2 separate regions of the Mus musculus genome follow, and region 1 is linked to region 2. The links are chromatin contacts, found by Hi-C in ENCODE. All regions are on one chromosome and are shown on one strand. Each heading gives the region's core, a stretch centred on a gene start or an enhancer-like site at or near the end of the contact. The rest is flanking DNA. Distances are from core to core; before and after follow the strand shown. Region 1 holds the start of Kdm5b (lysine (K)-specific demethylase 5B). Region 2 holds the start of Btg2 (BTG anti-proliferation factor 2).

Region 1 (7,336 bases), core at 3,842-6,341, 480 kb after region 2:
TCAGAACTAAGGGAGGTTGAAGCAGGAGGATTGCTGTGAGTCTGAGGTCAGTTTGTGAATCTGAGGCCATTTTGAGCTGCATAAAAAGACCCTGTCTCCAAAACAAATCATAAAAATATTAAATACTGTTCCTTGAGAGTCTCAGGCCTCCAAAGTGGTCCAACCGGAATGGGAAGAAACACCTGAAGCCCAAGCCTTGGTGAGGGTTACCTTGCCCCTCCCAGCCCCTGTGGGTAGGGCCAGCACCACCGTGGGAACATTCCATATGAGTGTCTGATCCACACAAGGGTCTAGTTCTTTGGGTCTCACACCCAGTTACACCAACGGTGTACGGTTTTCTGCCTTGCAGTTGAGCTGCTGAGTCAGCAGAGATTCTGGGAGTGGCGAGGGGCAGGGTTTGGGACTATACGTAGCTCTGCTGTAGTTCCAGTCTAGGAGAGGCCTTCCCCTCCTCCCCTCCCTTGTATGTGTACCTCAGAAATGTGTAGGGGTGAGGCGGTGGTGGTGTTTAGTTAAAAGATGCTTCCCCAAGACCAGACCTGCTTTCCAAGGTCAGAGCCCATAATGAAACCCTTTATCATGGTGTCAGCCGGGGGTGGGGACCAAGAGAGTACAGCTATCCCACAGGGAAGGCCTTGCAGCCGAGAGGGAGCGATACTGGTTCCAGTGGAATTAAGCAGAGGAGGGAATGGGGAGGAAGCTTTATCTCACTATATTCACACACTGTGTGGGCTGCCCAACACTTCACCACCGAGTGAGACGACTAGATTCTTCTCGGTGTCCAGCCCAAAGCTTCGACCTCAGACAATTGGAGTCACAGAAACTCAAGGCCCTTTCTACAAATATTTGTGGAGCAACTCCCACGTGCCTGGTACTGACTTTACACCTTCCCTCTAGCGGCTTACCAAGGGGTGGGGCACGTGCTGAGGAGTTAGCAGGGACTCCGCTGGGAAACGGATGCCGAGCTATAAAACTATCAATAAAGAGTAGCAACGAGACGTTTTGGAAAGACACAAAACAAGCAAAGCAGACGGACATCCCACGGTTGCCCCAGGAGACACCTGACACCAAATATTCCAGAGTACAAAAGGTGCTGAGTTCTGATATCACTGAACTGGAGATGAGAAACTGAGATGGTGCATTGCTGATACTTGGGAAAGCAGAGGATGGGGACGGGAAAATACGGGTAGTAGTAGACCCAACGCACTAACAGTAAGGCCAGGGCGGAAGGAAGGCACACGGACGGCACCGGAGCCCCGTCGAGGCAGCAGCGCTGTGGAGGGGGGTGGGGAGCAGAACCGACACGTGCGCTACGTGCTGCGCTAGCCGCCGCCCCCTCCCGGGCTTCTGGGGAGCCAGGCCTGCTCCCCCCGCCCCCCATCTGTGGCTCAGACCCGGAGCGCCGCGGGAGGGGTGGGGGCGACATCGACGGAGAGCGAGAGGAAAAGTCCTTCTTCGCGTTTGGAACCCAGAAGCCTGGTCTCCACTGCACGGCGACCGGAAGGAGGACCAGCGCCTCTTAGACCAGCAGGCAGATTTAGGGCACAGGCTGCGCCCTTGGGGTGCAGGCCGGAGTTGGAACTCAGCCTGCTGGGGGAGGTTGAGGTCTGACGGCTGAGTGGGCCGGATAAAGACATCGATCCCTAGGGATGTATCCAGAGGCTCTCCAGCACTCATGGGGTGGTTGGGGGACGGAGTCCGGGGCGGAGGCGGAGTGTTGTCCAAGAGTAAGGAGGGGGGTTCCTGGAGACGTGGCACTCTGAGCGGGCTCGGTTTTACTCCGGGCGCCGGGGCTGCAGCCCCTCTTTCCCCGAGAACCTGGCACTGTGGCTCCGCCCAGCCCTCGCTCCCAGCCCTCTGGGAGCCTGAGACCAGGCACCTCCAGGCCCGGGTTACCCAGGTCCGGCCTCTGGGGCGTCCAGCCGGCCCTGCACTAGACAATGCGGGCCGGGCCCCGCCCCCGGAGGCTGAGTCGGCTCGGGCCGTGGCCAATCATCGCCTGTGGCTAGGCTCTTTAAAAAAAGAAGAGCCGGCCGCGGTGTGGCTGTCAGCTGGAGAGGGATCCCTCCGCCCATGTAAACACACATCATAAAGGGCAAGGGGAAGCGTCTTCTGAGGGGCGGGGGAGCGGTTGCCTTTAAGTAGAGATCCCTCTCAGGCCCTAGGTTCTCTTGACTAGGTTGGCAACCGCCGACTCCCTCAGCGTCTCTCTGGGTTGATCTGTAGCATCTCATCATTTAGGATCACTACCAGAAATGGAGGAAGCAGCACTAGTAGACCTTGAAAGTTGGGAGAGAAGATGACTAGGTCATAGTCAACTGAGAGACTTCCTAAGTTCGTACCTTCCAGTTACATACCCACAATTCATGTCCAGAGGTCTGAAAATTATAACCTACTTGGTTTGTAGGATGCTAACGTCAAAGGTGAAAGTACTGTCCTTTCCCAAAGCAGAGAACATGACAGAAAGTCAACTCCAGGAAGACCCCCAAACACACACAACGTTTATAACATCCAGGGTCAGGGCCAAGAGCGAAAATAAAGGATTTTTTTTTTTTTCAGTCAATATGACAGGTCATCTGAAATCTTAGCCTTTGGGAATGAGGTCAGCCTGGGCTTCATTGTGAGTTCCAGGCCAGCTTTGGCTACAAGTATGCAATCCCATTTCAATTTTTCCCCCTCAATACATTATCACGGAAAAAAAAATCAGCAAGGTTTAAAAATATGTCAAGCTGGGTGAGGTGACACGTCTTTAATCCTAGCACCTCCGAGTTAGAAGCCAGCCAATATGTGAGTTTCAGGCTAGTCAGAGCTACATAGTGAAACCTTGACTCAAAAATGTGGTAAATTCTATACTTCTTCCCTAGGTTTCCCACGATTTTATAACCTGCTGTATCACCTCATTTTACAATGATTTTTTTTTAATGAACAGATTATTGTCTAAGACAATATTATTGTCTTATTTTATTATTATTTAAGACAATATATGTCTTATTCAGGCTCCAAATCCCTGTAGAGCTAAGAAAAGTTTTGCCTTCTTCAAGAATTGCTGAACTGTTTTAGAGGCCAGGTACTTCGATAGAGCTTATTAAAGACTGGGGCTTTTCTCCCCTTCACTGAAAAATGTTTTGTATTTTTTATATTTAAAAAAATTTTTTAAATGTGTGTTGAGCTGAAGGGGTCTGCAACCCTATAGGTGGAACAATATGAACTAACCAGTACCCCCAGAGCTCATGTCTCTAGCTGCATATATATCAGAAGATGACCTAGTTGGCCATCATTGGGAAAAGAGGCCCCTTGGTCTTGCAAACTTTATATGCCCCAGTACAGGGGAATGCCAGGGCCAAGAAGTGGGAGTGGGTGGGTAGGGGAGCAGGGCGGGGGAGGGTATAGGGGACTTTTGGGATAGCATTTGAAATGTAAATGAGGAAAATAATAAAAAAATAAAAAAAATGTGTGTGTTGCTTGTAGGGGCCAGGAGAGACATCAGAGCCTCTGAGGCTGGGGGTGAAGAGGCAGTTGGGAGCTGATGGGCATTGATCTGGAAACTAAGTTTACATCCTCTAAGGCGGAAGCAAATGCCCTTAATCTGCTGAGCCGGCTCTCTCTGTCTTTGATGCGGAAGCTCATTATGCAGGTCTGGCTGGCCTGGAACTTTGTGTAGGATTAAAGGTGTGCGCCACCACATCTAACTTCTAACTCTTTCCATTTTTAAGCTGAAGAACCATGGTCTCTGTGTGATAGGATATATCTGTAATCCCAGCGTTTAAGAGGTAGAGGCAGGAGGATGATCAGGAGATCAGAGTCATCTTTGGCTATGTAGAGAGTTCCAGGCCAGCCTAGGTCACATTAGTCCTATTAAAATCTAAACCCAGAGGCTGAGTGATGGTCTATTCTGAAGGGAGGGCTGTGGAGCCACTGATCCTTCCTTATACAGTGGCAGGCAGTCTTTCCACGAGTTTGGTTGCTTTCTAGATTAAAGAAATCGCCGGGCGGTGGTGGCACACGCCTTTAATCCCAGCACTTGGGAGGCAGAGGCAGGTGGATCTCTGAGTTCGAGGCCAGCCTGGTCTACAAAGTGAGTTCCAGGACAGCCAAGACTATACAGAGAAACCCTGTCTCGAAAAAACAAAACAAAAAAAAAAAAAAAGAAATTATGTTTGTGTTCAAGTTCTACTTATGACCTGACTTTTTCTGGGGCCATCCCCCATCTTTGGATTTCATGGTTACTTAACCTCTCAGCTCTTCCATTGCTTCCTCTGAAACACTCTGATCTCTTTCTTTCCTTCAGACCTGTTGTACCTTTTAGCCTGTTGAAAATCTTTGTAGCAGAGACATCTCAGGCTCAGCCTGTTCAGGGGTGAATACATCTTCCCTAGAACATGCTCATGGATGCTTGTCCCAGGGATGCCATCTGTCAGACCCTTAGTACGCTATTCTTCTGGTCCCGTCCTAGTCTAACTTTTATTTCCTACAATTTCACTTTAACCTATAGCGCTGCTGAATTTATTTAGGCCCCATCATTCCTTGATTGGATTATTTCAAGATGCTTTTGCTCAAGTCCAACCTTGTATATGTGTAGATTTCTGTGCAACAACCCTACTTTCCAGTAAATAGACTGAACTGTTGGATTTGGTCAAATGCTTAATCCCCTCACAGACTAAACAATCCCGAAAAGCACTTGCACTTTACACAGTGTCTAGGATAAGCAAGTGCTCGAAGAGTTATTGCTCTCCTCATTACTCTATGTGTCTGTCCTTGCTGCTCCTTGTGTTCAAGGTGTTTTCTCTACCTGGAGAATCCTCCAATTTCAGTACTCTGCTTCTCGGGTTTTACTAAGCAAATCTTTCGTGCCAAAATATATGACGTGATTGATGGATTGTAACTCTGTTCTCCCTACTAGACTGTTAACTTCTTGAGAGGAAGAATTCTGAAACTTCAGAGGTTAACTGAAGCATTAAGGATAAACATCCCAGGCGGAAGGCCCCTGCCCCTCCCGGCTAGGGGGCGGGGCGAGACCTGGCTCGGGGTGGCAGCAGGGACTTTTTTCCTCGCCGTGGCGGCGGAGGAGCACTGCGTGGGGTAGCGGCAAGACGTCGTCGGAGGAAGGCTGAAAAAGCCCTAGGTGTTGCCGTTGCTAGTAGAAGTCGGACCTGTCGCCCGAGCTGTGCGTCTGCACGGGTTTCGGACGGAGCGGAGCTCGCTGCCGCGGTTGCGGAGCCTGCCCTGTGCTCGCCCCTGCCCAGGTCGCGGTGATGGAGCCGGCCACCACGCTGCCCCCAGGCCCGCGCCCGGCGCTGCCCCTCGGGGGCCCGGGCCCGCTGGGAGAGTTCCTGCCTCCCCCCGAGTGTCCGGTCTTCGAGCCGAGCTGGGAAGAGTTCGCGGACCCCTTCGCTTTCATCCACAAGATCCGGCCCATAGCCGAGCAGACTGGGATCTGTAAGGTGCGGCCGCCGCCGGTGAGTCAGCCAGCACCCCGGATCCTGCTCGCGGCTGGGGGAGGGAGCGAGGACGCGCGGCCCGGGAGGCCGGAGGCGCGGGGGCGGGGAGCGGTCGTCCCGCGGGCCCGGTCAAGTTTGGGGTGGCTCCGAGGGTCGGAGATGCGGCGGTGGGAGGAAGGCGCGGGGGCCCCCGTCCCGGGTGGGATGTGGGCCGTGAGGACCGCGGGCTCCGGCGGGGCGGCCGGAGGGGGCTAGGTCGGTGCGGCTCCGGGGGCTGGTGCGCTGCACCGCCCGGCAGCGGTGCGGGCTGGAGTGGTTGGCAGCCGCCGGGGTGGTCGCTGGGGAGTCCTCCCGAGCCCGGCTGAGACGCGGGCGCGGAGGCAGGGCTCTGGGCCCGCACGGCTCCGTGGCTGGTCCTCGCCTCCTTCTCGGGGTGCGGGGGTGTGTGATGGGTGGGGGTGGGGGACTTGCGAGTTGTCGTGTGAGGAGGAAAGTTTTCAATATGGCGGCGGGAGCCCCTGGTCCTTTGTGTGGTGGCGGCGTCGGCCCGAAGCTGCCCTCACCTGAGCGCCCCACCCTCCGGACCCGGGTCCCCCACCACCACCTGGTCCCTCGGCCTCTGGGAGTCCCCAGGGCGAGCTGGGCCAGGGGGCGGCCGGCGCTACTGGGGGAGGGGAGGAGCCGCTGGGCCGGTCTGGAGCGGCTGGTTGAGTGGTGGTGGGGGTGCAAGGGTCGGGGTGGGGGGACGACACTTTGAGGATGGTGGGGGCAGGCCAAGCGGCGGGGGCCCTGATGCTCGCAGGTCCTGGCGGACGCTCCCACACGGACTTGGGGCCGGACTGCTTTGCTCCCGGCGCGGGGGGGGGGGGGAGGCCTGGCTGGGGCTGAGGTGGAGAGGCTGTGCTTGTAGGGGAGATGTCAGACGAGCTCTTGGAGATTTCATCCTGGTCCCTAGCTTTCCCTACTCGGCCTTCCCGGCGGGGGCTCTAGCGCCTCGAGCTTGGGGGGCTCTGAGGGGTGGGGTGTCCCCAAGACGGCCCTAACGGCTGCAACGTCCGCGGAGAGCCCGGCCCACTCCTTCCCCGTCCCCGTCCCCCTCCCCGTACCCCCTCCCCCCGCAGCCGGAACTGGATGCGCTGCGACACCCCAGGTTTTTCGCCTACCTTTTGGGATGACCTGAGTCTGAGTTGGCCTAAACGACCGTTGGACCGGCCGGGTCGGTTGGAAAGGTTTAACTGCCTTGCCTACCGTTTAAGAATTTTCTATCTTTCCCTGCTCTCAAGTGAAAAAGACCCCCCCCCACGCCTTTTACCCCTTTCTCCCTTAAACTTGCTCTATGTAATGGCATTTTGATTTAGGGGATTGTGTACGTAGACGTTCTAGAAAAGATGTTTGCGAGAGATCCCTGAATAAAGCCTTATCCTTTCACTACCCCCACGAAAGAAAAATTAAAACACAGATACCATATTTTAGTTGCTCTTGGACAACTTTGAAAGCAGAAATGAAATGCCTCAGAAAATAACTGGCCAGGTCAGCTAGTATGGGGGGAAATGTTTGGAAATAGATTCATTTCTTCTGGTGAAATGGACAGAGGCGATGGAAGGTTTCTTTTACTGTAGAGGCCTGCAGAAGTTACACCCTTGCCTGGTTAGACCTAGGGTTTTGATTCTGAAATGTGGACCACGTTTCAAACATTGAGCGATTTAGCTTTATCTTAATGTACCAGGAAAGATGAATGTGACTGTTGCATGCTTGCATTAATGGGATTTTTATCTAGAAATTAGGAAACTTGACAAAGTTATTAGAAACCAAAATCTAAGAGGAGTTAGGATCCTGTGAGTTGCCCTCCATGTTGGCATTGTGGCGCACTAGGACTGGGTAGGTCCTTTTTCTTACCG
Region 2 (6,807 bases), core at 3,287-5,786:
TCCCCACCCACATACTTTAAATCCTAAGACGGTCTGCAGTGCCTAATACATGGGAAATAGTTGTTAAACTAGACTGTTTCCAGAACAGCAAGGAAAAGTCTGCCCATGCCCAGTAAAGACACTGCCACTGTAGACCAGTGCTGCTATGCATGAACGGGGCGTGAAACAAACCATGCTCAGACGCTGGCCTCACGGGTGACCTCTGGGACGCCAGGAGGAACATCAGGGTGTGCTTGTGTATAACTGCAGTCGCATCGAGTGCACTGGTGTGCTTAGTGTGTGCCAAACCCAAGTCTTGTGTCTTTGGAACTTTCTGGATGGTTTCTTTTCTTTATATAGTTTCCAGCCGTGGTGGCTTGCTTGCGCAGATGTGGACACAGCTGGCCAGCTCTTCAATGTGCTGAATGGCCAAGAGCAAAACTATGGAACTGGCTGCAGAGTGTGCAGATAACATATTGGTTTTTGGGCTTTTTTGTTTGTTTGTTTTTTAAGAGACCTGTGACAATATTCACAAGGACAGAAGTATGGAGCCGCCTCCCAAGGAGAGGGGATGCAATGGAAGCAACCTCGTCACAAACCTAGGGTATCTTTTATAACGTCTGCATGCTGCAGACGGAGCTCAGGACAACTGATGAAGTCCACGAAACACGAAGGGGTTTGTATCTAAGAGGGCCAGTCAGCGCTATGGAATTCCACCTTCTCTACACATTACACGATCTGCTACATTTTTATTAAAAACAAAAAAGAAAGTTTACATTTGTCCATAAAGCTGTACAGTCTTCCATATAAAAGCGCTATTATACAATTAGTAACCTTTGTCTTTTCTGTCAGAATAGCTTACAAACTTACCACTATTTCTTATTTTTACTTAATAAGAGAGACAGGCCTGCTCAACAGTCCAGCTCTAGGGTTTGTCATTTCTAAAGTGAACAAGGACAGTAAAGAATTGAAGATTTAAGCATGAGACCAGGAGGCAGCTTCTAAACGGCAGGCACCTGTGTGCGGACAAAACACAAGAACCATCTGGAACAATTCACAGCTTTGTTGTAGGCCACAGCTCTCAGGTCTGTGGGCCCAGAGTTAAGGTTAAAGCAAGAGAGACGAAGCCACCTGGGAAGGCTGTGCGAAGCTGGGGCCTGTCTGCCCGGGCAGGCAGAGAGTTTGGTAAATAGCACCTTTGAGCAGAAACTGAGGAGCTGAGAAATCTAGGACACAGGATGCCATGGCGGTGGAGAGAAACGGGGAAGGGAATCCTCACCAAGGGGTGACGGGCTAGCTCTAGCTCTGTCCTTCAGTTTGAGAGACTTGAGGCCTTCTAAGAAGCCCTCATCAGTGTCACTGAACCTGAAGGAAAGCCATTTCTTCCCAGTGTTTCCCAATTTTCTCCAACCCAGAACAGTAAATATTGCACACATCTACAAATAAATTTGGATTTTACTAAGAGAGAGAGAGAGGTAACCTCCCCCACAGGTGCTCTGAGCACCAAGGAGCTAAAGCTGTGCCCAAGGTTTGACTCTTCATGGCAGCCCTACAAGAATACCAGGTAGTCCTGCAGTGCACAGGTGCCCTCCCTGTGGCCCAGGAAGATCTCCGCAAGGCCCACCAGCCAGTCAGAACCCCTAGAAGAATGGGAAGAATGGGTCCCTAAAACCTACCAGGGCATCAGGAGGGGCTGGGAGGTCCGGTCTCAGAGCATCCTGGGACTATTGCACAGTGACTGAGAACGCTTGTCCTAGGAAATAGGGCCCTCCAGGACCCAACCGCAGGAAAGGGGAAAGAAAAAATGGGGAAGGTTGCTCTTGAAGAGAAGGCAGTAAGAAAGGACTTGGAGTTCCCTGGAGCTTTGAGCCACCTCTCAAAGGAATAGTGGTAGCAGCATTCAGACTGTCGTGTGGTTCCCAAAAGGAAGGACTGGGTCCAAAAGACCTACCCCCATTGGATACTCTTTGGGTCCCAAAATTCCATTGCAAATCATCCCTAAATTATTCACTATCCACCCATACAAAGCAGCACAGAGCAAAGCAAAGGTTTTGTGCAGGTCCTCTCCATCTTAGCCCCAAAGTCTTTGCGCGCCTGCCTTACATCCCACCCTCCAAAAAATGTTTAGACAGATTCCGGGCTGGGAAGCAAGCTCTTCAGGCCCCCAAGGGTAGACTCAGAAACGAGACACGGCTTCAAGAGACTGCTTAGAACAGAAGGGACAGGAGAGGCCTTTCAGTCTGCCCCTGATCTCAGCCGAAAAACAAAAGAGAAGATTAGGCAATGTAGTATTATTTAAGATCAGGCTTGAATGCCCCTGAGTAAGAGAGGGACCAGGCATACAGGCATCCCAGCTGGGACGGTAACCCAGAGCAGACCCTGACCCCTCTCATTCACAGTTGCTAACCTTGCTCCCTTCCACCACCTCCTGGGGGGATCAGCCAAGAATCCCCTTTTACCTTGGCTAGGCCAATCCCCAACCCATTCCCCTAGGCAAACACTGGCTCACAGATGCAATCAAGAACAGTTCTCTCCAAAGGCACCTGGGGAGGCCACTTCCAAGCAGCTCCCTTTAAAGAATTGTTTTTCTTTTTCTTTTTTTTTTAAAAAAAATCTTTTGGTTTTTTTCCTCTTTTCTTAAAAAAAAAAAAAAAAAACATGTATAAATAGCTCTTCATTTTAAAAATACAGTTCCCCAGGTTGAGGTATACGGTGGCCTGTTGTCAGGGCAGCATGAGAACAGTAGAGTGCCAGGGTCGGGTGGCTCCTATCTAGCTGGAGACGGCCATCACATAGTTCTTCGAGGGGCTGCTCCTGCCCAGCATCATCTGGTTCTTGCAGGTGAGGAGCCCATAGGAGGCAGCCACCGGGGCCTCCTCATACAGGACACAGATGGAGCCATCCTCCCCGATGCGGTAAGACACTTCATAGGGATCAACCCACAGGGTCAGCTCACTGGGCAGCAGCCGGTGCAGCTGGGGCTGGCTGAGTCCAATCTGGCTGGCCACCTTGCTGATGATGGGGTCCATCTTGTGGTTGATACGGATACAGCGATAGCCAGAACCTTTGGATGGTTTTTCTGGAAACCAGTGGTGTTTGTAATGATCTGTGGAAAAAAACAAGAGGAAGATGCGCCGTTAGAAAGCATTCTCTGATGTTTACCACAAGGGGAGGATGAGGGGAGAGGGCTGGGGAGGAGACTTCCTCTTCTCAGCGACAGTATTTAAGAGCCTCTCCTTAAACTCCCCCTGCCACTTAGAAAGATTCCTGGGTCCTTTCCAAGTTTTTGTACACTGGAAAGCAGCCCCAGAGCTTTCAGGTAGATGCTCTATGGTGGTCATGGATATTTTTGGCACAATCCTGTTTAAGGCAGGAAGGGCTAGCAAGAACCGGCAGGGCCTCTGACGACCAAGGCACTGAAATTTCAAAGCCGGTAGGTAAGCGGCCAATGTTGTTGGTTGCCCAACAAGTCACAAGGCCTCTCATCCCTTCCGCATCAGAAGAGTTTTGAGATCTTTAGCAAAGGTAAGGGGATAAAAAATGGTTTTGTTTTGATGAAACAGCTGTTGGTCCTCAGATCTGTGCCAACATGTTGAGAGATGGCTATCGCAGCCCAAGGCAACCAACCAGTTATAACAGCTGCGGACAGAGGCTAAAGGGTGGCTTATCACTCCTCCACCTCCGTCCCTCACACCCTGCCTCCATAACACACACACCCCCTCCCCGCCCTCGCAGTTGGCTAGGCTACCAGGCTCTTTTCTGTACTACAATAGGTGGCAGATGGTGAAGAGGGACCAAAAAAGAAAAAATACAAAGGGGGCCCAGATTACAACTTGCAGCGGGTAAACACGCGGCAGAATGGGCCTGTATGATGACAGGCTCAGGACTATACAGCAACAGTGGCTAGGACTCAAGAGTTGTCTAGAAAGTTCAATTGCGCATAAAAGTCGCACAGCTTGGCCTGGCTTCACATCCCCTGAGGGTCTGTTGTTCTCCAAGATTCGGAGATAAGGGTGAGCTCGGACTCTGAATACACACACACACTGACTTTTCTCATGGTGTTGTCAGGGTCTCAGAATGTACTCAAGGAAGAGGGTCGGAGCCTCGGGAGCGAGGCGGGGACTGGAGGGCTGGGAGACGGGGACTTAACCGAAGGGACAGAGGACCATCAGTGGCCTCAGAGATTAATTAGAGAAAGACATCTGAGACCCGGAGTTGTTCGCGTAGGGGTCCCCGTCACAGAACAGTGATAAAGACACCCCAGGCAAGAAGTGGCCGCGCCCGAGTGGTTCCAAGACCCCGACGTGTGCTCACCGGTCAGTGCGTCCTGGAGCGCCCTACTGAAAACCTTGAGTCTCTGCTCGCTCACGCAGCCCCGAGTCCTCAGGAGACTGGAGAGGAAACCCACGGCGGCGGCGATCTCCGGGAGCATGTCGGTTCTCTTCCCGTGGCTCATACCGGTGGCTGAGGAAGTAGCTGTATTAGAACGATGATGACGGTCTGGCCACCTCTCGGGCTCTGCCCGGACTTTCCCCGGGCTGCGCCTTTCATACCACTCGGGGAGGCGGGGAGCCGTCGGTGGCGCCCATTGGCCGACGCTGGCGGATGGGGGCGTGCCCCTCCGGTGTCTCGCCTCTCCCCTCCGCCTGCGCCCGCCCCTCTCCGCCCCGCCCGCCAGCTCGCCCGCGCCTCCCAGGCGCTGAGGTCATCGCTCACTGACGTCATTATTGGGAACAAGCACCGGACTCCCGTGCTGTGGGAGGCAGGCGGGAGAGGGCCTTGGACCTGGGCAGAGGAAGCGCGCTACACCGGGCATGCCCGGACGTCGTCTCTGCACAGCGCCAAAACCCAGGTTGCCTGCTGCCTCCTCCAGGATGCCCTCGCCGATGTTATTTCTCCCATGTCTCCTGACAGACACTGACAGAGCCGTTCACCCCCCTACCTGAACATCTCTGCCACTCATCCCCCCAGCTGATCAAAACGGGTTCCTCGTGTTTTCAGCAATGGGGATTGTATTCTTTTTGCTTCCATAATAATTCCACCTCCCCCAACAAATTCTGCTCTTCCTCTTCTGTAATTGCCTAAAAGTAATCAGCTCTCACTGTTTGGTGGGAGGAGTGTCGAGGAGAGTATTTTCTGTCCGTAGGGTTATTTTTCCAGCACTCACTTTCCTTTAAATGGCAGTGTCTGTGTGTGTGTGTGTGTGTGTGTGTGTGTGTGTGTGTGTGTGTGTGTGTGTGTGTGTGTTTAAGTAATCTGGTGTGAATTGTACAAAGTTTTCCATCAGTTCCCTGCCCCTCCCTCTTCCCTGATTGTTTTCCTTCCTTTTTGTGCACTGAGGCTTTTGTAAACACTAGCTCCCCAGAGGAAAGGCTTCAGGTCTGGCTTGTCTACACGCAGGGGCTCAGGGACTGGTGCCAGGAAGCTAGGCAGACTACTGAGTGGGGCAACTTGTCACCCACATCTCTGAGCCCTGCACAGGATGGGGCCTGAATTTAGCGCCATGGCTTGTGTAAAATCCTGTTTTCCCTGAGTTCTAAGCCAGGCTTCTCTCCCTGTATCCCTGGTCTGAGCCACCAGCTTCCCTACCTGGATCCTCTGTATCCACCCTACCCCATTTCCCTCTTCCCTTTTCTCTCCACTGTCTGTTTTGCTGCTTGTTTTTCTTCAGTGGACTTCCCATCAATACTTCTGTCCCTTTTCCCACATGCTCTATCCCTCCCTCTAAATGTCTAGTGCTCCCTCTAAAGCTACCTCCCTCCCTGTTCCCCCTTTCAGACAAAGCTACTGATCACTGTCCCTATAGCACCCAGACCCTCTTTTTGCTTCCTCAGACCTGGTCCCAAGACTGTTGGCTTCTTCATCCCTAAATAATCTCAGTGGGTTCCTTCCCCTCCCATGCCCAAAGCACCTTCCCGGAAAGAGTCTTTTTCTAAAGTGTCCATCTGCTTGCTCTTGCCTTGCTCAAACCATCTGAGACAACCCCTCCCCCCCTTGCCAGGTTGCCTGGACTCATTTGCCTGACCAGCAAGACATTTCATCATTTTCTACAAACGACCTACCTTTGTAGGTTCCTACCACTTTGTACTATAGGGTCCCTTTCGTCACTGTCAGAAGACAGTATCACGACAGCTCTGCCATCTGGGTCACAGAATTTCCCCCACTATTCACTTGTCTATAACATGGCCCTTATCTCACACACCATGGCTGTGTCTTTAACTCGGAGTACCTTCCTACCTCTTAGCCGCCAATGCATACTCCTGCAGATCCCTGAAACTTCACCTTGAAAACACATGCCATCCTCCCAATGCTGAACTGATGTTACCCCTGTGGTCACTTAGCTCATCACAAACTGGGGATCCTCCTGCCTCAGCCTTACAAGCAGGACCTCTCCCCCTGGCCCAGCATCAGTTTACAAGGGACTTGGGAGTGGGCTACTATGTTGTATGCCTCATATTTCCCGGACACCTCTCATTTTGAATGTTCTTCCTTCTGTTTCTCGGGGTGAATCAAAATGCCCTGGGACTCTAGCAATCTGGCATTAAACACACCCCTGGATGGCTTCTTCACTGCCCCTCCTCTAGGGCTGGGACAGGAAGGGTGAGGTGATTATTCCTGCTTTTTTTTTTTTTTAAACAGGAAGCAGGGCTGACCTTGTAGAAAGGTAACCTAGATGCAATGAACCAGAGAGGTCAGCTGTCAGCAAGGCCAGAATTGACCAAGGCTAGCCACCAAGGAAGGCAGCCGAATAGGTCAAAGCGCACAAGCCTGATCTGACTGGTTTGTTCAGTTCCTGAATTTGACACTCTTACTGTCATCTCCCAGAGT

Evidence for each region. Hi-C counts contacts between places; a loop is a spot of excess contacts on that map.
Region 1: a map of left cerebral cortex shows a loop between it and region 2 (7-fold over the local background). The contact joins the promoter of Kdm5b here to the promoter of Btg2 in region 2. A Hi-C loop is called at or near these places in 1 of 37 maps with a recorded cell type or tissue (left cerebral cortex).

What each region holds. Positions count from the first base shown.
Region 1 is chr1:134,555,087-134,562,422 of GRCm38, forward strand. Kdm5b (lysine (K)-specific demethylase 5B) reads left to right here and starts at 5,092. Exons shown (of 27, transcript NM_152895.2): 1 at 5,092-5,456. The coding sequence starts at 5,253. It also overlaps a transcript of Mgat4e not described here.
Region 2 is chr1:134,074,619-134,081,425 of GRCm38, forward strand. It overlaps Btg2 (BTG anti-proliferation factor 2), which reads right to left and starts at 4,537. Exons shown (of 2, transcript NM_007570.2): 1 at 4,294-4,537; 2 at 247-3,085. The coding sequence starts at 4,435. The coding sequence ends at 2,751.